Regions from separate parts of the Homo sapiens genome. Here all the other regions are linked to region 3. The links are chromatin loops, found by intact Hi-C in ENCODE. Cell type or tissue: Caco-2. All regions are shown on one strand.

The links. Peaks named below come from ENCODE experiments on the same cell type or tissue, not always from the same donor. Only the 100,000 strongest peaks of a DNase experiment are listed, where the experiment ranks them.
Region 1: a loop joins it to region 3, with 7 times the contacts of the local background. A loop is called at or near these places in 2 of 110 quality-filtered maps.
Region 2: it touches region 3 in a loop (2.9-fold over the local background); 2 of 110 quality-filtered maps call a loop at or near these places.

The regions. Positions count from the first base shown.
Region 1 is chr1:113,239,559-113,247,558 of GRCh38, forward strand. No RefSeq gene overlaps it. Among named protein-coding and RNA genes, the nearest start is that of MAGI3, 150 kb to the right of the region's middle. In Caco-2, no CTCF peak of the experiment used is centred here; a DNase peak (open chromatin) is centred at 3,103.
Region 2 is chr1:113,136,489-113,144,488 of GRCh38, forward strand. No RefSeq gene overlaps it. Among named protein-coding and RNA genes, the nearest start is that of LRIG2, 67 kb to the left of the region's middle. RefSeq lists a cis regulatory region at 4,038-4,938 and an enhancer at 4,318-4,487. In Caco-2, a CTCF peak has its summit at 4,198 (motif pointing right); a DNase peak (open chromatin) is centred at 4,233.
Region 3 is chr1:113,305,220-113,313,219 of GRCh38, forward strand. No RefSeq gene overlaps it. Among named protein-coding and RNA genes, the nearest start is that of MAGI3, 81 kb to the right of the region's middle. In Caco-2, no CTCF peak of the experiment used is centred here; a DNase peak (open chromatin) is centred at 3,382.

The DNA.
Region 1 (8,000 bases), 66 kb before region 3:
AACCACGTGCTCTGAGTTTTAATGTTGGCTATCAGGAACCAGGGTGGTAAAATGTCCTTGCTCCTTCAAGCCGCCCAGGGAAGATTACCCTATTAAATCTCCCAAACTTCTCTCAGGAGACAGAGAGGCATGGCAGTTGAGAGCATGTGCTCTGCAGTCAAGTCAGTCTGGGTTTGAATCCTGGGATCCTGAGCAGTCTCTTGACAGGCCTAAGCCTTCATTTCCACATGAGGAAAATGGACACAATAATATGTATCATACAGAGTTGTGAGAACTTACTGTCCATAGATTTTTTTTTACCTTATTTGGAATTTTTAATTTTTATGTAGTCTTCTAAATAAACAAGACAATGTAATCCACTTGCTTTGAATTTATATGGTTCTCAATTATTATTTTTTTCCTATGGGGCAGTGGCTCCTAGTAGGAAAAGACTAAAATAACACCTCAGCTTGAATCAGTTTATTGGATTAGCCAAGGAGTCAAGCAGTTTTTCTAGAAGGGTGGAATAGAGAAGTCCTAGAAGGGACTGGGGAGGAAAAGGATGGCTTCAGTGTCTACACATGAAGACAAAGGATTGTTTGCAGGGAAAGGAGATGCGAGGAGAGTGGGGTGTTTGAAAGGGAGAAGGGGCCACAGGACAGCAAGCAGAGAGGTGCAGAGGATAATTGTAGTTACCTCTACAACATTCTCAGGATTATTCCTTGGTGAACTATGATTTTAAAATGTTCTCAAAAGGACAATTAGAGAATTTCAGTCACTGTGACTTTTTCTTTCTCTCTCCACCCCACCCCTTTTCTATAGGTAATTTGCTTGAAAGCTGAAAAGGCCACCATGAAAGAATAAGATAGATGAGCGTGAGGTCTGCAGAATCCTTGCAATCTTGGGTTAAAAACTGTCTCAGTCATGTGGTCCGCCTGCCTGCCCAGGAATTCAATCACCTCAGTCATTTTCTTCAAGTAACCGTTATTACATTCCTTTTAAAAATAAACAACTTTAGGCTTCCCAGAATCCCTGATAGATGAGAGAGGAAATTTAGCTGTCAGTTGTAGGTGAAGACATCAAATTCATAAACAGAAAATTGAAAAAGAGAGGGCATATTCACTTCATGCTCTTCCCTAGACCTGTTAAAATAATGTGCATTGAACAAACATCAAAAATAATATGGCTGGGCGCAGTGGCTCACTCCTGTAATCCCAGTACTTTGGGAGGCCAAGGCAGATCATGAGGTCAAGAGATGGAGACCGTCCTGACCAACATGGTGAAACCCCGTCTCTACTAAAAATACAAAAATTAGCTGGGCATGGTGGCACGCAACCTGTAGTCCCAGCTCTTCGGGAGACTGAGGCAGAGAATTGCTTGAACCCAGGAGGCAGAGGTTGCAGTGAGCCGAGACCACGCCATTGCACTCCAGCCTGGGTGACAGAGTGAGACTCCATCTCAATAATAATAATAATAATAATAATAATAATAATACATGTACCATTGTGCCCTTTCACTCTGTGTTCACCTCATCAAAGCAAAAGCAAAGACCCTGCCTCTGAACTATCCCACAAAGCTGGCAATCTTCAATCACTGACTAGACTATGGGTTCATCTCATCATATTTACCTTTTTGTTTTTTTAGAGATTCTTCCCTGGTTTTTTTTTTTAGGGGTTAAATATTTTTCTTATGTACCAGGGATTTGGGTTTATTTGTTTTTAATAAAAGTGGTTCTTGGCATCTACAGATTGCTATTGTTGTTTTATGGCCAAATTCTCAAAAACCATGATAAAAGCATGTCCACAATGTTCATGTACGAAGCTAATATAACAAAATTTTTGCAAACAGTTCTGCAAAGCCATACATTCTTTTGTGTGCACCTGATTAAACAATAGTTAAATCCTTCTGTCTGGGGATGAGCCAGTGAAAACCAGCCTCAATTCTTACAAAGAACACTGGGGATGGCAAAGTGATTTCAAATTGTGTGCCAGCCCTGATCACTTGGTTTTCGTGTTTTGCTGGGAGCTTTATTGAGAAGCATTTTAAGGCTGGATTCCTGCTCATTAGGAAAAGTTCTATGATGAGTGATGTCTGCCTTAGGTGCAGAGTAGGAGAGTCATGCATGTTTGCCACTTACTTACGATTTTGACAGAAGATCTTTGACATTGAAAAATTTAGACTTTGTGGTTTTGACCACTTTTCAGCTGTCCTGAAAGTCCATGATGTATGGGCACAGGGAGAGGAACATCACACACCGGGGCCTGTCGGGGAGTGGGGGGGCTAGGGGAGGGATAGTATTAGGAGAAATACCTAATGTAGATGACAGGTTGATGGGTGCAGCAAACCACCATGGCACATGTATACCTATGTAACAAACCTGCATGTTCTGCACATGTATTCCAGAACTTAAAGTATAATAAAAAAAATTTAAAGTAAAAAAAAAAATGAAAGTCCATGATGTATAGTAATTTGGAAGTTTTATTGCAGATAAATGTTTATTTATATACATATAACATATATATATAACATATGTATATGTTATATATTAACATATATAATATATATAACAGGTAAATGTGATAGGTATATATATATATATATTTGAGGGAGAGTTCCTATTCCATGTATATCTTGATGCATAAGGATTACTCCAAATTGTGTTGCTTAAAACAATAACATTTTTAAAAATTTATTTATTTTATTATACTTTAAGTCCTGGGATACACGTGCAGAATGTGCAGGTTTGTTACATAGGTATACACGTGCCATGGTGGTTTGCTGCACCCATCAACCTGTCATCTACATTAGGTATTTCTCCTAATGCCAATAATTTTATTATACTTACAGATTCTGTAGCTCAGAAATTTGGAAAGAGCAAGGTGAGGACAGCTTCTCTTTGCTCCACAAAGTCTGGGGCCTTTGTTAAAAAGACTGAAAGGCTGCAGGTAACCCAATGGCTGAGGGCAGAGCCATCTAAAAGCTTGTCACTACTCACATGTCTGGCAATTAACGCTGAAGACCTAACAGTGGGACTTCAACGCCCCACCGGGGACTTTGGCCAGAACACCTACATGCAGCTGCTTGTGCTTCCCGATGTTCCAAGAAAACCATAAGGAAGAGGAAGCTATATGCCTTTTGTGACCTTGCCTCAGAAGTCACATAGTGTGCCATGGTCATAAAAACCTCCCAGATTCAACTGGAGGGAGGAACATAGGCCCCACCCTTCAATGGGAGGAATGCCAAAGTCACATTCTGTAAGAAGAGCGTGGAGGAGGAGGATATTGATGCAGCCACTTTCAGAAAATATAACCTGCCACAGTCATTGGGTGAATGAGCCAGTCATTTCATTTCAATACACTTTGTAGTTTTTTCTGTTCCCACAACAATTACTTGCCTAGAGTAATAAAAACTTGATTTTCGTGTGAAAAATGGTTAACAATAAGAAATCAAAATCAAACTTCAAGGAAAAGTTCAAAATTCTTAAATTACGGTATGAAAACCTGTATAGTAAACCACTGATGAGGAAATAAAATTCAGAAGAAAGTCATTTGCCTTTATATTCATTTTAATCTTTGCAAATATGAGGTTTTGCTAATGGTTTGTCTCCCTAGATAACATCATAATGGTGACAAACCAGACATATCCATCTAACTTAGGGTTTCTCAACCCTGACACTATGATTCTTTGTTGTCTGGGGCTGTCCTATGTTATTGCAGGACATTTAGCAGCATCTCTGGTTTGTATCCCTTCCCCCAATCGTGGAAACTGAAAATGTCTTCAAACATCGCCAAATGTCCCCTGGGGTGCAAAATCTTCTTCAGCTGAGAATTGCTGCTATATGAGGCTGCAAATATATTCTCCAAAATTTGTTTCCTAAGACACTCTTAAGAGGTTTGCATAATATGTTTTTTTGAAAGTTTGCATTGCCTGATGCTATAGGAACCTCTATAGTTCATAATCATTTAACATGTGGCGTTCATTCAATATACTAAGTCTCTAGTAAACTGAGTCTTTTTCCTGTTAACAACATTCATTCTGAGGGGCAGAAGCTCCTCCTCTACTGATAAGACTAGAGGATTAAGTCAGGCAGAATAATTTAAGTGAAAGAATAATGAGGATATTAATGTCTTGGCTCATCCTACCTGAGAATGCGTGGGTGTGCCGTTGGGGGGAGTTGCAGCTGCACATACTCTTCCCCATCACCCACCCATCACAACCTACCCCTCCCACTTTCCAGAGAGAAGGTGTGAGTGGAAATAAAAAGCAGTGTGGTGATCACTTTATTTCTTGCATTCACAATTTGCTAGGGGCTGAGAGTGAACACTGAGAAGGTGTGAAAACAAGGAACAATTTCTGCACTGGGGTGTTACAACATTTAAGCTACAAGGTGCAGGGTAGAGTGCAGAATCACTGCATGCACCTTAGGTGGAAACCAAACCCTTTCCTGTAGACTCATGGGTATTTGAACTTGTTTGAATTTCAGGATTGAGTGGCAATAGGGATGGTATGTATAGGCGGTTCTCAGTTTATAGATAAGTGGATTCTGAAATCCACTGTTGAAATCAGCAGTGCATTTTGCATAGGAAAATAATGTTATAATATGCTAGTTATGCCCCTAGACCAGTTGAGAAAAATCCTACTTAACTCCTTTGGTGCAGTGCCATGGTTCTAAAGAACATAATCACCATGTCTAACGGTGCTTCTCAGGACAGTTGCATTCAGATTTCTAACATGGGATGCCAGAAGTTTGAGACAGAACCTGCTGACTGGCCTGCAGCCCATACTCATTGCAGCCAGTGCTCATGGCAGGCCAGTGCTCCCTGCAGGCCAGTCAGCAGGCGTTCTTTCCAACTTCTCTTTAATTCAGTAAGGTTTACCTGAAAAAAATAATGTGCCAGGCAGGCTATAGGTGTTGGGGGTTAAAAAAGAGGTATTCCTGTTTTTAAGAGGCTGAACTGCCAGCCTGTGCCATTCTTCCCTCTTGTACACATCGTGTACACATCAGGAGAAAACAAACTCCCTTTCAAACCTGGAAGTGACCTTCAAGACAGCCTGAAAGGTTGGAGCTCTTACAGGAGGAGGTAGTGAGGGAGATGGATCTGGGGACTTCTGCTTTTATTTTCTGTCGTTTGTCAGGGCCTTTGACTAGTGTTCCTGTCCTTCCTAATAACCAGCTACTGCAGAACAGAAGGTAACTTCACAGTTTCTCCCACTCCTCTAGTTCCTGAAAAATACAAATATTTGTGGAAAGCTGTTTTACCAACACAGGGATGGGGTGGATTTTGATCCTCATTGTCTCCATTCCCTGCTGACTACTGAGAATAAGCAAGAGGTGGCCTAAGGTTCAGGAAAGTGTCATTGCAAAGCCGATGCCAAGTTTTTAGGCATTGTAGTGTGGAAATTCCCTTTTGTAATGGTACTCTTCAAGTACACTACCAGGTAAGCTATTTCAAAGGTCACAGAAGGGAAAGACTCATAGGTCAAATTAAGATGCTTCAATAACAGGGTTTATTAAATCCATTTAAAACTTACAGCAAGAAGCAAGAGGAAAGAAATGAGATGTTAACACTCAGGGTAGGGTGCACGTGGGTAGAAGGAGCACACTATCTCATTCCTGGGTTATGCGATGCTTCTGCCTTCTGTCTCTTTTGCAGTGACAACAGCCTTGCCTTATGATGGGGAGGTTAGAGAACTACAGTTGAGGGAGGCTAGTGATAGTTAATCACATGTGCCAACTTGGTTAGGCCACAGTACCCAGATAGCTACTTAAATATCATCCAATATATTTCTGTGAAGGTATTTTTGGATGGGATTAAGATTTAAATCAGTAGACTTTGAGTGAAGCAGTTTGCCTTCTATACTGTGGGTAGGCCTCATCCATTCGATGGAACGGAGTCCAAAGTCAGTCATTCAGGTAGAATTCCCTGTCTCTCAAGGGAGCTTTGTCAGCAGACTGACTTTGGATTCTTCCCTGGGTCTCCAGCCTGCTGGCCTACCCTCCAGATTTTAGGCTCGCACAAAGCCTCCCCAATCATGTGAGCTGATTCCTTAAAGTCCCTCTCTCCCTCTCTCTTTCTCCACATTCTGTGGATTTCTCTCTGGTGTCACAATTCCCCCATTTAGGTAGGTCTGACATCAAGTACCCTTTGTGCAGTCATGGTGGTAGGGTGGAGAATTAAGGAACAGGACAGAAAGGGAAGGGCAGCCTGCCTCCCATCACCCACTGGACTGGGAGAGGGAGAGATATCCTCTCAAGGTGTCTCTGCCTAGGAGATCTAGGCACAGATGTGGGCAGAGCCATGAGCGGCAGAAGAGGCACCTGCCAGGTGGATGATTCGGGGGCCATCCCTGGGATAAAGGGAGACAAATGTCCTCATTCTCAAAAATAACAAACCTGACTATCTTAATAACACATTTTGAGTTTCTCCTGAAGCTAGTTTTCTTCCTTTTTGCTTCCACCTCTGCTATGGTTTGAATGTGTCCCTCAAAGTTCATGTGTTGGAAATTTAATCCCCAATGCAATCGTGTTTGGAGGCGGAGCCTAGTAAGAGGTGATTAGTCATGAGGGCTCTAGACTTCACGAATGGATTAATGTTCTTGTCACAGGAGTAGGTTAGTAATCAGAAAAGTAGGGTGGTTATAAAGTGAGTTTGGCCCCCCTTCCTATCTTGCTCTCAAGCGCTCTCTTGTTCTTCTGCCTTCTGCCATGGGACGATGCAGCACAAAGGTCCTTATCAGATGCCAACTCCATGCTCTTGGACTTCCCAGCCTCAGAACTAAATACATTTCTGTTCATTATAATTTACCCAGTCTGTGGTATTCTGTTATAGTGGCAAAAAATAGACCAGACTAAGACAACCTCCTAGAACCTGTAAGAAAAAGGAAAAAACACACAAAGCTAATAGTAGTTGGTCTTAGACTATACAGAGAGCTAGACTGAGATTCATCTGAATATTTGAGGAAAGTTCAAACTCAATGAGGCGTCAAGGCATTTTTGGCACAGAAACAAGATGAGGCCTCACCTTGGTGGCCTTCCCCTCCCCCCTTGCTGTCACAGGTCCTGTCTCAGGTGACCCAGGCCCTACTAGTTCCCTCCCCTCTGCTGGAGTGGAACCCTATGCTGGTTTCCTTTATCACATGCTGTCACTGCCTGACTCCTTAGGTGCCCCCACCACTGCACTGTAGTTTATTGAAGTCAAGAAGCAGGACTTTTGCACCACTTAGCACAATGCCTAGCACATAGTCAGCACTCAAAAGAAATTTGTTTAATGAATAAATGACCCAGCACCAGACCAATCTAGAATGAGATGAGAAGCAGGACATAAGGATGGGAGCCCCAGGCAGACTGAAAGTTAGCTGTCAGGTAAGGAACAAAGGGAAAAACATCACTGTTGGAGACCGCTGAGGCCACACAGCTGAACAGCTAGTTCCCATGAAGGTAACAGGCATATAAAGTAGGGGGCAACCTTTATTAGAAAAGAAAAATTTCTAACTCATATGCAGAGAGGCAGACAATCTTATCAAACAACCAAATGTCAGATCTCAAATATTTACACACTATCTTGCCATGGAACATGTTTTTCCACCAGGGAAACTGGTGAAACTCCGTTCTACCATGTGCTGTTGCCAGAGCAATATTCCCAAAATGTGCTCAAGAGCCTTCCATGCAGTATTTGCTTACTGTAGGTGGTCACAACATTTTTGAGAATCTGATGAAAGCTATGGTCTTCCTAGAAAAACATACCCAAATTTGCATTCAATTATAGGGGGCAGTGGTTTAGCCCACCCCCGCTCTGGTGGTCTCCCATTTCCTCAAATAAAATCTATCCCTTGCTCCTCTGCCTCTTCCCCACCTGGCTTTGGAGTGACACTGTCCCAGCCATTCTGCTCTTTTTCCCACGCCCCAAACACACCTTGTGGCTTTCCCACATTTGAACTTGGAGTCAAAGATCCTAAAGTTCTTTTAAGGTGCCCTGGGGACAGGAGCTGGGCCCCCACAGTCCACTCATGGCCAGGGCAAC
Region 2 (8,000 bases), 170 kb before region 3:
AAACTGGATTTTGAAATCAATATGTAGAATCTCATATGTGGAATGACTGGCTGCTCATGAGTTATACTCAAAATTAAGTAGTTTAATTTTGTCTCTTTTCTAAATGCTCCATCAAAGCCAATGTGAATTTCTCTGTCTTGAAAACAGTAGGTATGTGGTTTAAGGTCAGCAGTTATAGAGGCTAGTTTGAATTATTTATTCTTGGCAAGCTCCAGAGGCAAGCACTCGGGTATATGTTCCATGCCAGAAACAGCTAGTGCAGAAAGAAACAATTGTCATCAAATAGTGAATTATTGCTACCTCCATGGTTTTGTTCTTTATACATGTAACCTGGGGGTGGCTCAGGGACCACACAGATAGGCTCTTACTAAAAAGGAACTTAAGGTTAAGTTCTTTTTTAGGTGTGTGAGGTTGAGTGTTTTGACTTTTGGAGAAGCACAAAATCATCATCAGTTGCAGGTCTGGGGGAAAGCAGTGCATCATGTCGGCAGGAGCGTTACCTTTTGGGCCCCACTCCTGCACGTGCACCAGCTTTCTCACACCTTTTCCAGACCTCAGTCACTTGTCTCACCCGCCAAATGTGTACCATTTCCCGAAGTGCCCCTGAGTGCAAAAGACTATAAAACCCAGGGAGGAGAGGAGAAGTTTGAAAACTACCTCATGTCTTCCCCTGTTGAAAGCTGCAGTATTTTTGCGTTTGGGCAGCCTTTATTTAGAGAAGGCCCTAAGACTTTTCTTAGTTCAGTGAAGGGATTTTGTAAAGATAAATCCCAATTTACAGAAATGACTGTTCATTTTGACCAGAAGTCCTTTCCTGTGTCTAATTTAAGTTCTATCTGATGTAAGACTTGTTAGTGAAATGGTTACTGAGGCTGGTGGAAGAATTGAAGAACAGCATTTCTTCTGCAGCTCTTGAATGCAGGGGTGTGGCTTTTAGAAGGTCTTTGGCTACAGAAACAAACCTGTTCTGTTTTCTTTCTCTCTCCATTAAGCCAGAACGTTTCCTTTCTCATTGCTCTTCCTACCTTTCTTCCAACCCCCAATAAAAGAGTTTGGGCAAAAGAACTAGAAACTAAACTCCCAAGTCTCCAGTTTGCCATCCATGGTGGGAGTTCCATGGCTAGGCAGGGGCTGCCAATTTACTGCAGAGACAGCTGGCTACATATATGAGGATTCCTTGTGGTAAGCCAAAGTCCTTGGGCCCTGCATTTACTATAAGGTTTTTAAAAGTGAGTGATTCAGAGCACTGCCTTTGACGGTGAACAGAGCTGGACTCCAGTCCTACCCCCACTTCTTAACCAGTTGTGGGAGTTTAAGCCAGTTTCTTAGAAGCGTTGTGCCTCGTTCCCCTTATCTGTAAAATGGAAATAGTCATGCTTACCTTATATGTTTGTTGAGATAATTAGATAAGCTGATGCATATAAAGTAATAAGCACAGTGCCCAGCACAGTGCTCAACACATTTTGGCTGCTATTAGCTATTGTTATGGGCACTCAGAATGGAGCACCCTCTTCCCACTCCCTTCTCTATCTGGGACAATTCAAGATGGGGCATGGGGAATGTTAGTAGCGAGAAGTAACCCCAGTGAGCTATTTTAGGGCTAGCCCTAGAGACTGGGATTCCTAGTTGGATTTTGCTTAGAAACAACATACAATGTTCTGAAACTATGATTAAATGAAAAGTGCAGGCCAGGCATGGTGGCTTATGCCTGTAATCCCAGCACTTTGGGAGGCCAAGGCGGGTAGATCACCTCAGGTCAGGAGTTCAAGACCAGCCTGACCAACATGGTGAAACCCCGTCTCTACTAAAAATACAAAAATTAGCCAGGCATGGTGGTTTGTGCCTGTAGTCCCAGCTACTCGGGGGACTGAGACAAAAGAATCACTTGAACCCAGGAGGTGGAGGTTGCAGTGAGCCAAGATCACACCACTTCACTCCAGCCTGGGCAACAGAGCAAGACTCCGTCTCAACAAAAAAAAAAAAAAAAGAAAGAAAACTTCATTCAGCTAGAGTCTATTGGACTTGGATTCTGAGCAGTTCTGCCCCTCACTGACTGTGTGATCCTGGGAAGTCTTGATGTCACCTGATGTCTCCCCATCACTGTCCCCATTGTGTCTTTGTTTCTTCCAATTGGTTTATGGTGGTTCTTTTTAACTTTCCCAGGAGAGGACTCCCTTTACCTGGAGAACAATAATGACAAAGTCTTGTAGGAGGTTTTATAGGGGACAAAGAGCCTGTCTGGCTTAAATGAAGAGAATGAAGTAGGAAACAGTCAAGAGAAACCTTTTTGTTTGATTGAGAAGTTTTGACCCTCCCAGAAAGTATATAGTGTTAACTGACCAACAATGAGCATCATTCCTGAATGAGGGTTGTCCTTGGCCCACTGATTCCACCTATAGTGTAGTTCCAGTGGTTGTGTAGGAATTCATGCAACAATCTATGGCAAACTGAATTACTTCTCAGATAATTTTCTTTAGGACTTAGTATGTTGGCTTCATGCCAAGGGGAATGGCAGTATTGGGAAAACTGCAGATGTTCTGGAAGCAGAGCACTTGAGTTCAAATCTTGACTACTCCTCTTACAGGCAAATTACTAAATTTCTTTTAGCCTCTGTTTCCTTCTCTGCATGACAGCAATGATAGTACTTACTTCACAAGATTACTGTGAGCACCAAGTGGAATCATTTCTGCTGGAGAGAAGGAAACACTTCAGTTTTTAGAAGTCTAACTTATTTGGGTGGATGGGTAAAGGAAATGGCAATTTCATTTCCTCTGGGCCCTTTGGCCGATCAATGGACTGAACTTTATCCTTGGGGAACAGCTGTGGCTTTTTCATAAATTCAAACATCAGTCTAATTTTCCCAAGGTTCCTCCAGGTTTACTCTAAAGGGAGCCCCTTCTTTGAATTGTTGTTGGTCTGAAGAGGGACCAGCAGCTGCTTGCCTGCAAAAATGTATTGCAGCCTCTGTGGGCATTCCCTGGACACTGCACACACTGCTATCCCCAAGCAGTCACAAACTAGGATGCTTTGATAATGAGAGTTTGAATATTTTATGTATCTTGTTTTCCAATTATACTTAAGAATTCAATAAGCTGAGTAGTGGGAAGCTGAATTACTAGACTGGCAAAGGAATGAACAGAAAAACCTAAAAAATTTAAAAAGAGGATTAAGAAAACTGTCCTTGCTCAGTTTGGGAGCCTGGCTTACTTTTCTTAGTACTCTGCTGTTCCTGATACTGTTCAAGCTGGGGCACTGAAGATCTGGAACCATGTAGCTTGGATTTTCTTCAGACCAAAATACCTCGATGCTCATTTTTTTTTCTTTTTTTTTTTTTTTTTTGAGACAGAGTCTCACTCTGATGCCCAGGCTGGAGTGCAGTGGTGCGATCTTGGCTCACTGTAGCTTCTGCCTCCCGGGTTCAAGTGATTCTCGTGCCTCACCCTCCCAAGTAGCTGGGATTACAGGCACCTGTCACCACATCCGGCTCATTTTTGTATTTTTAGTAGACAGACGGAGTTTTGCCATGTTGGCCAGGCTAGTTTTGAGCTCCTGACCTCAGGTGATCTGCCCGCTTTGGCCTACCAAAGTGCTGGGATTACAGGCGTTGAGCCACCATGCCCGGCCTTGATGCTCATTTTGAACTATCAACTTACCTTCGATGCCTTTGTAGACTCATCCAACTACTTCCCAATAAATGGTCCAGGATTAATGGGTATTCATGTTCAGTGTAGGGCATCTAATTCCAGAAATGTAAGCCAAATTAGCAAACTCTCCTAAAAAGGACATCCTATCTTCTGCTGAGCTGTCTTCCCAAGCTAGCCAACGTGTCTGAATTTGGGCATGAAAGAAGAGGAGCAGATGGGCTGGGGTCTGACATGCAGGGCAAACTGGAGGGTTTTCTTGGCATATTTGTTCTTCAAATCTAGACTTTAGAATATGTGAGAAACAGTGACATTCTCACATTGGTCCCAAGCCATGGAGGAAATCCTGCCCCATTGAGAAGTGGAGACATTTCAGCCCTTGCATATCTCATCAGCAAACCACAGGGTTGGTGAAGGGACTGATGGAGTCCTTTTAAAGGTCTTGTGCCATTTTCTTGCCTTTTTATCTTTTTGTTCAAAGATAACTCTTGTTTTGTTTTCTATCTTGAGGCAAAATTGAAAACTTGGCCTACACATTGGTTTGGGCTAGAACTGGCCTCTAGGTGGCGATTCAGTACAGAGAATGGTGGTGGCTGGCGTCACCTCGAGCCACCATTTCTCAGAGATACCATTATATAAGGGGATTCATGAGAAATCGGGCATCACAATAGAGGGACAGCTTGGCCTTTGTCACTTTTCAAGCTGGGATCCTGAAGAGGTTGGGGTGCATGGGGAGCAGCGAAAGCACCTAGTCTCAAGCAACATAACACGAGTTTAAGGCCCCCACTAGGACGGAGTCCAGAGTAGTCTGGCAACGGTTGCAAGGTTTGGACTTGGCCTGCTAGGAGAGTGAGCCCTGAGCTTCAGGCTTGGTTCCCTCACTCCTGTGAGGCCTCACTCAGGCTCACAGCCCCTGATGGAGCACTCAGCTTGGCGGCTGCCTGCCCGAGGTCTCCAGAAAAGGCAGCCAGCTCCTAGTTGAAGTCCTCCCACTTTACTTCCCCTTCCTTCCCCCTGCCACTCCCTCTCTTCTCCTTCACCCCTCCTTCCCTTCTGCCTCCCGTTCCCTCTGCTTCCTCCTTCTTCCCCCTCTTCCCCACCTCCTCACACACCCCATTCTCACCTTCTGCTATTTACAAAGCCCTTTCCCCTGTATGATCTCATTTGCTGCTCACAGACTCCTAGGGAAGAGGGACAGGTTGAGCCCTCCCTCACTCCCTGGCACACTTTGAGGACACAGTGCGGAAGTGCTTATAAAGATCCCGTTATCTGACTGTCACCACCAGCAAATAGTGAGTACCTTAGGGCAACTATTGAATTCAAATTAGTGCATGTTGCTTGGCATGGAGGAGGTCTCAAAATTATTTACTGAATGAATAAATATTTATAGTTGCAAAGAACTGAATCAAGGGACAGTAGGTGGTAGAGTCCATTCTAGAAGTTAGGCTTCATACTTGTAGGACCTACGACATTGCTGCACTAGGTACTAAATATGTCACCATTTTCTAGTAAAAAATACAGTATGTAAGTGCATAAAGGGACCCATGCAGAACTGTTTGCATATCTGGCTCTCAACCACATGAAACTACTCTGGCACCAGTCTGCTGTCTGTCAGGGGACACTAGGAGCTGTGGGTGGATCTAGGGGAGCAGCTGGCCTTTCTGAGGCCTTCCTTAAAGTATGGGATAGACACTGGGCCCCTCAGCTATCAAAACCCTTCTGTCTTTAGCTGATCTAACATATTGAGATAAAAAGCACCACCCAGTTATTACTCATCCCACTCCATTCCAATCCATGAATCAGCACTTTTTGTTTTTTGCTTAAATGTACATATTTCAGGCAGTTTAGGACTCTGCGATGAGACTATATAGGTTCAAATCCTAGCTCTACCACTTCCTAGCTGTTGAGGCTTGGGTAGGTCATTTAACCTCTTTGTGCCTCTATTTCTCATCTTTTAAATGATAAGAGTATTTAACTCATAACATTACTGTGGGGATTTAGAGAGTTAATATATAGAAAACAATGAGAACAATGCCTGGCAATAAGTCAGAGCTAGGAAGTGTTCACCCAATCTCTCGTTACGGTTTCCTGGGTTTGAGAATTGGTTTGTGTTCAACTGATGGAGGCACTTCATGATTTTGTAGAATTCCCTGGAATGCTCTCATTTTAGCTGTGAGGTTTCAACATTTTCCCACTCAGTTACAGCTTTCTTGAGGCCTAAAGAAGACAGGAAGCAACTTGAAGTGTATTTTTCTGCTAATGAGGGCTGTGGCATTTGTTTCATATACAGCATCCCCAGGTGGCTCCAGACAGAATTCAAGGGCTTTTTTCTCTACGGCAGTGCTTACCACTTAACACACAGTAGGTATTAAATAAATGCTTGTGCCAGAAAGAGAGGAAGGAAGATGCAGTACAGAGGAAAACATTAATTAGTACATAGTAGTTTACACGGACAAGGTCCCAATGGGGTATACACTTGTTCCCTAAGATCTACTGACTAAGCATGAACATCACCAAGGAAATGCGATCAACTCAGAGGAGAAGGAGGGGGAGGAGAAGAGAGAAGAAACTGGAGCAGCCTGTTACCTGACCGAAGATATCAGGCTTTCCATTGCAAATGGTTCCATCAGCTCAGGCCAAGTGGAAAACCTTGCCGCTGCTCTGGGACATCCAAGGCATCTCCAATTGCTGTCTGCCCCAGAGTTTCATCCTTCCAGGGGTAGTTTGTCACTTGTTTTGTAGCCTCTATGGTACTCTTTCTTATGGCTAAAGACCAGCTAGCTCACCAGACATTTCTGTGGGTTTTGGCAGGAAATAGAGATGGGAGGCAGACAATGCTCTAGGGCGGTTCTTAGGAGAAACTTTTCTGACCTTGGCAGTCTTACTCCAATTTTCATGCCAAATTAGACTAATAATAGATCCTCACCCACAACCCAAATCCTCTAGCCTGAAAGGCTTAGAGTAGACAGAATGCAACTAGAAACTACTCTATGTTCTATAAGGGAGTTGAAACAGAGCTTTTCTAGTGAACACATTAGCTAATCAACTAGGTCACTGATGGTAAGGACTGTCTCAACTGCATGCCAACTCTGATTGATGGATAAAGCCTGCCTGGGGAATTGTATTGAGTTGGATTCTGAGTCTCCATCATCACATCTAGGCCCCAGAGGCAAGTGCTGTAATTCACCAACAATGTCTGTCACAGGTGCAGGAATAGGGAGTAGCCCCAGGAGGCATAGATACATACCTGCTCCAGGAGGCTATTTGGAGTTAGGAAAACAAAGATGGTTGAATGGTCAACTATGCTCATTTAATTAAATCATGATAGACCTTGAGCAATTCAACTCTTGAGGAAAATGTGGTATCAGCTCAGGAAAGAAGAAAAAGAAGGAGTAAGAGTGGTGATAGTGGAGTGTTCCCGTTCCATAGCTCTGTAGAGCCTTCTCAGTATTTAAAAACAGTCAGATTGGACTGGGCACAATGGCTCACGCCTGTAATCCCAGCACTTTGGGAGGCCAAGGCAGGCGGATCACCTGAGGTCAGGAGTTCGAGACCATCCTGGCCAACATGGCAAAACCCCATCTCTACTAAAAATACAAAAATTAGCTTGGCATGGTGGCAGGCACCTGTAATCCCAACAACTCGGGAAGCTGAGGCAGGAGAATTGCTTGAACTTGGGAGGGGGAGGTTACAGTAAGCTGAGATGCAGCCTGGGTGACAGAGCGAGACTCCATCTCAAAATAAATAAATAAATAAATAAATAAATAAATAAATAAATAAATAAATAAAATAAATAAAATAAAATCAGATTGAGAGGTAGCAGGTATGACAACATTAGATAGTTATTTTGAGTTGCAGTTCAAGACCTGGGAAGCTCTTGAAATAGATAGTTAAGCCGCTGGCAACCAGAAGGAAGGGCAGAGAGAGTGTTTCCCAAACTGAGTACCGTGAATCACTTAGTATCCATGAGATGTTTGTAAATATTTTGCCATGAAACATAGGCAGTGGTGGGGAGGGGACTTCCATGGTTATTCAAGTTTGGGAAACCTGTCAAAAAAATTCAGCAAAGTAAATTGTAGCCCAAGGAGGCTCTTGGCCTGAGGGAGTTATGGAAGAGAAATGTAATAAGCTAAGAAAGCAAAAGTGTAGGTGGGGTCAGGCTCTGAAAGGCCTTGAATGACAGGATGAGGGCTTTCGTTTTGATTGGGAGGCATGGAGGATTTGTGGGCAGGAGAAGTGATACATTCAGGGCTGGGGGTTAGGAAAATAACTGTACCATGAAGATTGAATAGAGAAGAGACTGGAGGTCAGAAGACTAGTTAGAAAGGTGTTATATGGTCCAAACAAGACACGCTAGCA
Region 3 (8,000 bases):
TCATTTTTTATGGCTGCATAGTATTCCATGGTGTATATGTGCCACATTTTCTTAATCCAGTCTATCATTGTTGGACATTTGGGTTGGTTCCAAGTCTTTGCTATTGTGAATAGTGCCGCCAGTGCCATTTTAAACCAAACTTTCTGAAATCTGTACTCATAAATTCTCTGGCTAGTCTCATATTTTTGTATTTAATAAACAGATATCAACATCCCTCTGTTACTGATTTCTTGCCCTGTTTCAATGTTATAAAATTCTGGGATTCTAAATTTTAAAGTTGTTGACCAAATGAATGTATACTGGTTAGATTTACTTAACCTGGCTCTAGAAAAATTGAAATGAAGTTTGATTCCTGTGCGTGATCATTTTCAGAAATCATTCATTCATGTGGAAGGAAGCGTGGTACCAATATCTTTCACTCATCAGGCATTTTAACTACCAAAGATTTTGTTCAATGACTGAAAAATCAAATTAACCACACAGTTAACCGAGCAAATAACTGACAATTATATTATGAATTCCATAACACAGATAAAGTTAACAACAGTGTGAATTCAAATAACACACAGGCCAAGATACTCTTTCCCTTTGTATTATCAGTTTGGGGAAGAAACAGACAGAATGTGATAATCTGGTTAATTTGTCCCCACATCTCTGCTTCATTTTGCTCCTGAAGACCTTATGCTAGTGTTTGTTTTATGGTGGTGCAAACAATTCAAAATTTGGAAAGCTGGACTGTTCTTCACAAGTCACATCTTGAGCAACATGATTTCCAGCTATGCTCATTTGGTCTCAAATTCAATTGGTATGATCACTCCTAGATCCTGTGAAGAGCAAACAAGAATGTGGGTGTGTGAAAGCTCTTTGAAAAGTATGAAGAATTATAGGAATTTAAGGAGTTATTATTATATTATAAATGATATATCGAATTCTGCTAATCTCTCATTCTTTCTACTACTGTGGGTGTGGCAGCTCCAATAACTCTCTTCTGCAACTTCTTCAGATAAATGCTCAGTAAAGGGGCCGCATTTGATATTAAACTGAAAAACTGTAGACAGTAATTTTTCAGATACTACAGATAATTTTTTTTAAACCTGCAATTTCTACACCTACTATCTCCTTCTATTGAAATGATGTGTCAGCTCATTATATTAAATTCTAGCTTATTGGCCACTGGCTATATGCACAGTTATTGAACAGGGGCCCTCAAAAGGTCAGGTGAGAATATTATCAACATGGGAGCTGACTATTCTCATTAAGCCCCAGCTGGCTTTCTTGAGCAGATACAAAGAGAGAAATATGTGTCACAGACAGAAGAGCAATGGGAAAAAGGTGGTTCACCATTTGTGGAAACATAAGAGAGCACACTGCTTCAGTATAGGTAGAAAACATATGGATTTCCTCCAAAGCTTGAAAAACTTTTTAGGGATGAAAAGAGAAAATAAATATGTTTAACTCTCAAGAAAACTTTGCTGGCGAAAATAATCACAATAATTAGTCATTGCATCAAAAATGTAGTGTGAAAAGTAGCTCAGCTGGAACAATTGCTATTGTCCACCCCACTGACCTTTTAAGAAGCTTTATCTTGTAGTTAAATTTCATGTTCATCCCCCACACCATAACCTCGACTACTTTCAAGGGATCAGTTGTGACACACGTTTCTACACTAAGTTTATAAATATACACAGATGTGATAACAGGAAAGTCATTAGATTCACATCCAAATGTTGCAGCTACCTTAAAATAGCAGAGCATTTCTGTTACATTACTCTTTAATCAGTGTGATGTGTTTTTCTTTCTTTATTTATTTTTGTGTGATTTGTTTTTAGCTTTTCTAAGAGGCACTGATGTTGTAAAAGCACTCAGTATGTGGAAAACCAGTACAGTAATATTCTTCCCTTATCTGCAGGGAATACCTTCCAAGCCCCCCAGTGGTTGCCTGAAACCTCAGATAGTACCAAAACCTTCTATATACTATCATTTTTCCTATACATACATACATATAATAAAGTTTAATTTCTAACTTAGGCCCTGTAAGAAAGTCACAACAATAAGAACGAGTATAAGAATATATGTCAATAAAAGTTATGGGAATGCGATCTCTATCTCTCAAATTACCTTCTTGTTCTGTACTTACCTATTTTTGGAATGTGGTTGACCACCTGTAACTAAAACCACTGAGCGCACAACTGTGGGGTAAGCGGGGACTTCTGGAACTTCTAACTTGTATCAGGAGTCAGGACCTGATCCCTGAGGTACTTGAGATGAACTGTCTTGTCACCTTCCAGGCTCTCACACCCTAATCACCAATTCAACCCAAGTGATCCTAAGGGGAAGTAGAAGACTAATTCTCCTATGAAGGACTTTATGTTCCTCAAACTGAAAGGTCACTAAAGTAATATTAACAAAATCGAGGATCATAATGGTTACTTTAATGACAAGTCAAACTTTAATATTTTAAAGAAATTACCGTAATATTAAGATGTAGGGCCACATTAAGGGAACAGAACTGTTACAAAATTCTGAAGGAAATTGACTTTTTAGAAGAAAAGATCACCTTTGGCAAATGCCATATGACTTCCGTGTTCTTTTTTCACTGGTTAAGGGATGTTATTTTCATGTTTGCCAAGAAAAAATTTATCTTCCTTGTTAAATCCTGAAGAGTTAGTCAACTCTTATTCCATCACAGAGTTATTAGGAAACATCTAAAGCTTACAGTGGTGTGACTTGCAAAGTGATTTCCTAATACACTAACTTCAAAGGAACTTTGAAATCTCAGAATGTAAGAGCCAGCCCAGTGTTAATCCACCAAAGCACCACATAGTAGCCTGTTCGGGTTTGTTTTGATAGGTCTTTAACAAGCAGTCAAGCATTGAAGGTAGCATTCTGAAAAACACATTTCCCTATGCTATTCCTCTGATCTTTCTCTATGAAGGTGTCCTGTTTTATAACATGGAGAGCACAATGAAACTACCATTTTCATCTATACCTGCCAGCATATATCATCTTTAGCTTACTTTCCTGCTCTTTTAGGATCACAGCATAGAGATTCAGCTCTTCCCCCCAGCCAGGAAGGACTCTAGCCACAAAACTTGCTGGGTGGAAGAGATGATGTGAACACCTTTCTCCCTACCTATTACTCTTCCTTACGCCTCAATAGAAGAAAGAGTGGCAGAACAGGTGGCAAAATTTGTCAACTGTTACAAATCCCACTCCCCATACACAGGCGTCTGGGATGGAAAGAAAGATTATGCCCACTTCAAAGGGAACATATCTCTTCTTACCTTGCTGAAGAACCGTGAGTGAGTAATGATGTAATTGTTGTGGTTTCTTTATGGCCATACCCCATCTGGGCCACGTACCCTTTGAAGGTATGTGTACATTGACAAGGATGTAGGTGTTGGGGGTGTGTGTGTGTGTGTGTGTGTGTGTGTGTGTGTGAGAGAGAGACAGAGAGAGAGAGAGAGAGAGTGATTCTGTCTTTCCTACCCTGCATGAAACACATTTCTTTAACAGCTCTGCTCTCATATATATGTAAAATCTCCTAACTAGAAAATATCAGCCATTAAATTGCTCAAGGTCCTTTATTAAAAAATTTCTTTTCCTCTATTAAAAAACCCCTGTGACAAATTGTTCACAGAGTCCAGTGTCAGAAAGGGGTTGTTCTCATGACTAATTGGCCTGTTTGCTTCTATTGAAAAAATAAGTTATATAACTTATTTTTATATGTTTTTATATTTTATATTTATATTTTATATTTTATATAACTTATTTATATAACTTATATAAAAATAAGTTACATAACTCATCATATTTTCCTCTTTGCCTTGGTTACTAGGAGGCTAACTTTTGTGTACAAACACTATAGCTTTTTTCCCATGTTTTTGCTAAAATATAATTTTCAACTCTCTTTCCCTTCCCTGTTTTTGAGTAAATCTGATAAATCTGAATGTTACTGAAAACCAAAGTTTGCACAGTTTATAACAAATTAACAGTAACCACTTACATAAAATGTTCTATAATGTTAATGTGTAGTTTGCAGTACGGCCTTCTTACTTTTTCATGATACCTGCCCCATCCCCTTCCATCCCACATCTCTTTGTCTTTTTTTTTTTCCTTGAGATGCAGTCTCACTGTGTTGTCCAGGTGGGAGTGCAGTGGCACCATCTGGGCTCACTGCAACCTCCACCTCCCAGGTTCAAGCAATTCTCCTGCCTCAGCCTCCCAAGTACCTGGGACTACAGGTGCGCACCACCATGCCTAGCTAATTTTTGTGTTTTAGTAGAGATGGGGTTTCACCATGTTGGCCAGGCTAGTCTCCAACTCCTAACCTCGGTGATCTGCCCATCTCGGCCTCCCAAAGTGCTGGGGGGATGAGCCACTGCACCTGGCCCCACGCCTCTTTTTTAAAACTACAACAAGTCAGGAGATGTAATGCCTTCTTTGGACCATCGGATTCAGAAGGGTTACTTTGAGGAAAATTCTAAGAGATTCCCTTGATGATAAAGGGGTGTTTCCTTTTCAGCCTTCTTTTTCTCATTTTAATTTAGTAAACAGCACATTTGCCCATTAAAAGTTGTGTTTTCACTAAGAATCAAGTTAGATATTATTTTCTGCATTTGAAGTTGGACTCTACTTCTCAAAATTGGGCATTTGTGGGCTATTATAACTATCATATCCATAAACCCTTGTTTATCTCGGACTTTCTACATTTCAAATATTTTGATTTTTTTTTCCTATAGTAAGAATGTCACAGAAATGTTAGTAATGTGGTGTCCACAATACATCACACAAAATATCTCTTATTGTTGATTATGAGACAAAAATCCCAGGTCAAACTGTATATCCTTGTTTGGTGTCTAGAAAATGCGACCAACAGAATCCCAAGTTTTTAAAGGGGCATAATTAGAGGAGCTTGGAAAATGCAAACTGCTGTAAGAAAATAGCCGCGACCTACGGTAGGGTCTACTATAATAATAACAGAATCTAGGGATCAGGAGTCAGAGCAAGATGACCAAATAGAAGCCTCCACTGATCATCCTCCCTGCAGGAACACCGAGTTGAACAATTATCAACACACAAAAGCACCTTCATAAGAACCAAAAATCAGGTGAGCATCACAGTACCTGGTTTTAAATTCGTATCACTGAAAGAGGCACTAAAGAGAGTAGGAAAGACAGTTTTGAAATGCCAGTGCCACCCCGCCTCATCCCCTGGCAGCAGCCTCATGGCACAGGGAGAAAATCTGGGTACTTGGGGGAGGGAGAGCACAGGGATTGTGGGACTTTGTATTGGAATTCAGTGCTGCCCTGTCACAGAAACAAACAAACAAAACACCAGGTGGGTCTCAGCTGGCACCCATGGAGGGAACATTTCAACCAGCCCTAACCTCAGGGGAATTGTCCATCTGAGAAGTTGGAACTTGAATTCCAGCCACCCTTCATACCATGGGCTAAAGTGTTATGGAGTTCTAAATAAACTCGAAAGTCACTCTAGGCCACAAGGACTGCAATTCCTGGGCAAGTCCTGGTGCCGTGTGGACTTGGGGTGCACGTGACCTAGTGAGACACAACCTGGGGTGGCCAAGAGAATGGTTGTGCGACGCCTACCCCAACCCCAGGCAGCTCAGCTCACAACTCTGAAAGAGACTCCTTCTTTCTACCTGAGGGGAGGAGAAGGAAGAATAAAGAAGACTTTGTCTTGCAACATGGATACCAGCTCAGCCTCAATAGGATAGGACACCAGGCAGAGTCGTTACGGTGCTCATTTCAAGCCTTGGCACCCAGATATTTCTAGACACACCCTGGGCCAGGAGGAGACCTGCTGCCTTGAAGGGAAGGACCCAGTCCTGGCAGAATTTATTAACTGCTGACCAAAGAACCCTTGGGCCCTGAATAATCAGCAGGGGGTAGTAAGGCAGCATTTGTCATGAGCCTTGGGTGAGACTCAGAGACGTGCTAGCTTCAGGTGTGACCCAGCACATTTGCAGATCTAAGGACTACATGGAAGGACTCCTTCTGCTTGAAAAAAAGGCAGAGGGAAGAGTAGAGGAGTCTTTGACTTGAGCTTAGGTACCAGCTTGGTCACAGTGGGGAAGGGCACCAAGCAGGCTCTTATGGCCCCCAATTCCAGGCCTTGGCTCTAGGATGGAAGTTGTGGACTTTCCCTGGGCCAGAAGGGAGCCCATTGCCCTGAAGTGAGAGTCCTAGGCCTGGTGGCATTTACCAAAAGCTGCCTGAAGAGCCCTTGGGCCTTGAGTGAGCATCAGTGGTAGCTAGGCAGCATTTGCCACAGGCCTGGGGCAGCAGTAGCCATGGGGGGAGACTCCTCTGCTTGTGGAAATGGGAAATAAGAGGGGGAGGAATGCCTGTAATCCCAGCACTTTGGGAGGCCGAGGCGAGGGGATTACCTAAGGTCAGGAGTTCGAGACCAGTCTGGCCAACATGATAAAACTCTGTCTCTACTAAAAATACAAAAATTAGCTGGGCGTGGTGGTGGGAGCCTGTAATCCCACCTACTTGGGAGGCTGAGGCAGAAGAATTGCTTGAGGCCAGGAGGCGGAGGTTGCAGTGAGCCAAGATTGTGCCACTGCACTCCAGCCTGGGCGACAGAGTGAGACTGTGTCTCAAAAAAAAAAAAAAAAAAAAGAAAGAAAGAGAGACGGAAGGGCTTGCCTTATGGCTTGGGTGCCAGCTCAGCCACAGAACAATAGAGCACTAGGTAGATCCCTAAGGTTTCCAACTCTAAGCCCTGGCCTCCATACAGCGTCTCTGCACCAGTCTGGAGAGTGAGAAACTCACCACCCTGAAGGGAAGGACACAAGCCTGGCTGATTTCACTACCTGCTGACTGTAGAGTCCTAGGGCCTTGAGTGAATGTGGGTAGTAGTCAGGCAGTAGTTACGGTGGTCTTTTGGTGAGACCTAGTGCTGTGCTAGCTTCAGGTGTGGCCTAACACAGTCTCAGTGGTTGTGGCCACAGGAGTGCTTGTGTCACCCCTCCCACAGCTTCAGGCAGCTCAGCACAGAGAGATACTCCATTTGTTTGGGAGAAAGTAAGGGAGGAGTCTCTGCCCTGTAATTCAGAGAATTCTTCAAGATCTTATCCAAGACCACCAAGGCAGGACCTCTGTGAGTCTGCAAGAACCACAGCGTTACTGGGCTTGGGGTAACTTCTAATGCAGATATGGCTATAGTGATCAAAAACTTAGATCACCAAACCGAAGTCCGTTCAAATACCTGGAAAGCCTTTCCAAGAAAGACGGGTACAAACAAGCCCAGATTGCAAAGACTGCAATAACTACCTAATTCTTCAAAGCCTGGACATTGACAAGCATCCATAAGCATCAAAACCATCCAAGAAAACAGGACCTCACCAAACAAACTAAATAAGGCCACAGAGACCAATCCCAGAGAGACAGAGATATGTGACCTTTCAGACAGAGAATGCCAAATAGTTGTTTTGACAAAACTCAAAGAAATTCAAGATAACACAGAAAAGGAATTCAGAATCCTATCAGATAAGTTTAACAAAGAAATGGAAACAAAAAGAATCAAGAGGAAATTCTGGAGTTGAAAAATGTAATCAACATACTGAAAAATGCATCAGAGCCTGTTAAAGAGCAGAACTGATCAAGCAGAAGAAAGAATTAGTGAGCTTGAAGACAGGCTATTTGAAAATACACTGTCAGAGGAGACAAAAGAAAAAAGAATGAAAAAGAATGAAGCATGTCTACAAGATCTAGAAAACAGCCTCAAAAAGGCAAATCTAAGAGGTATTGACCTTAAAGAAGAGGTAGAGAGAGAGAGATAGGGGTAGAAAGCTTACGGAAAGGATAACAGAGAGGTTATCCCAAACCTAGAAATATTAATATTCAAGTACAGGAAGGTTATAGAAAACCAAGCAGATTAAACTCAAAGAAGGCCACCTCAAGGCATTTAATAATCAAATTCCCAAAGGTCAAGCATAAAGAAAGGATTCTAAAAGAAACAAGAGAAAAGAA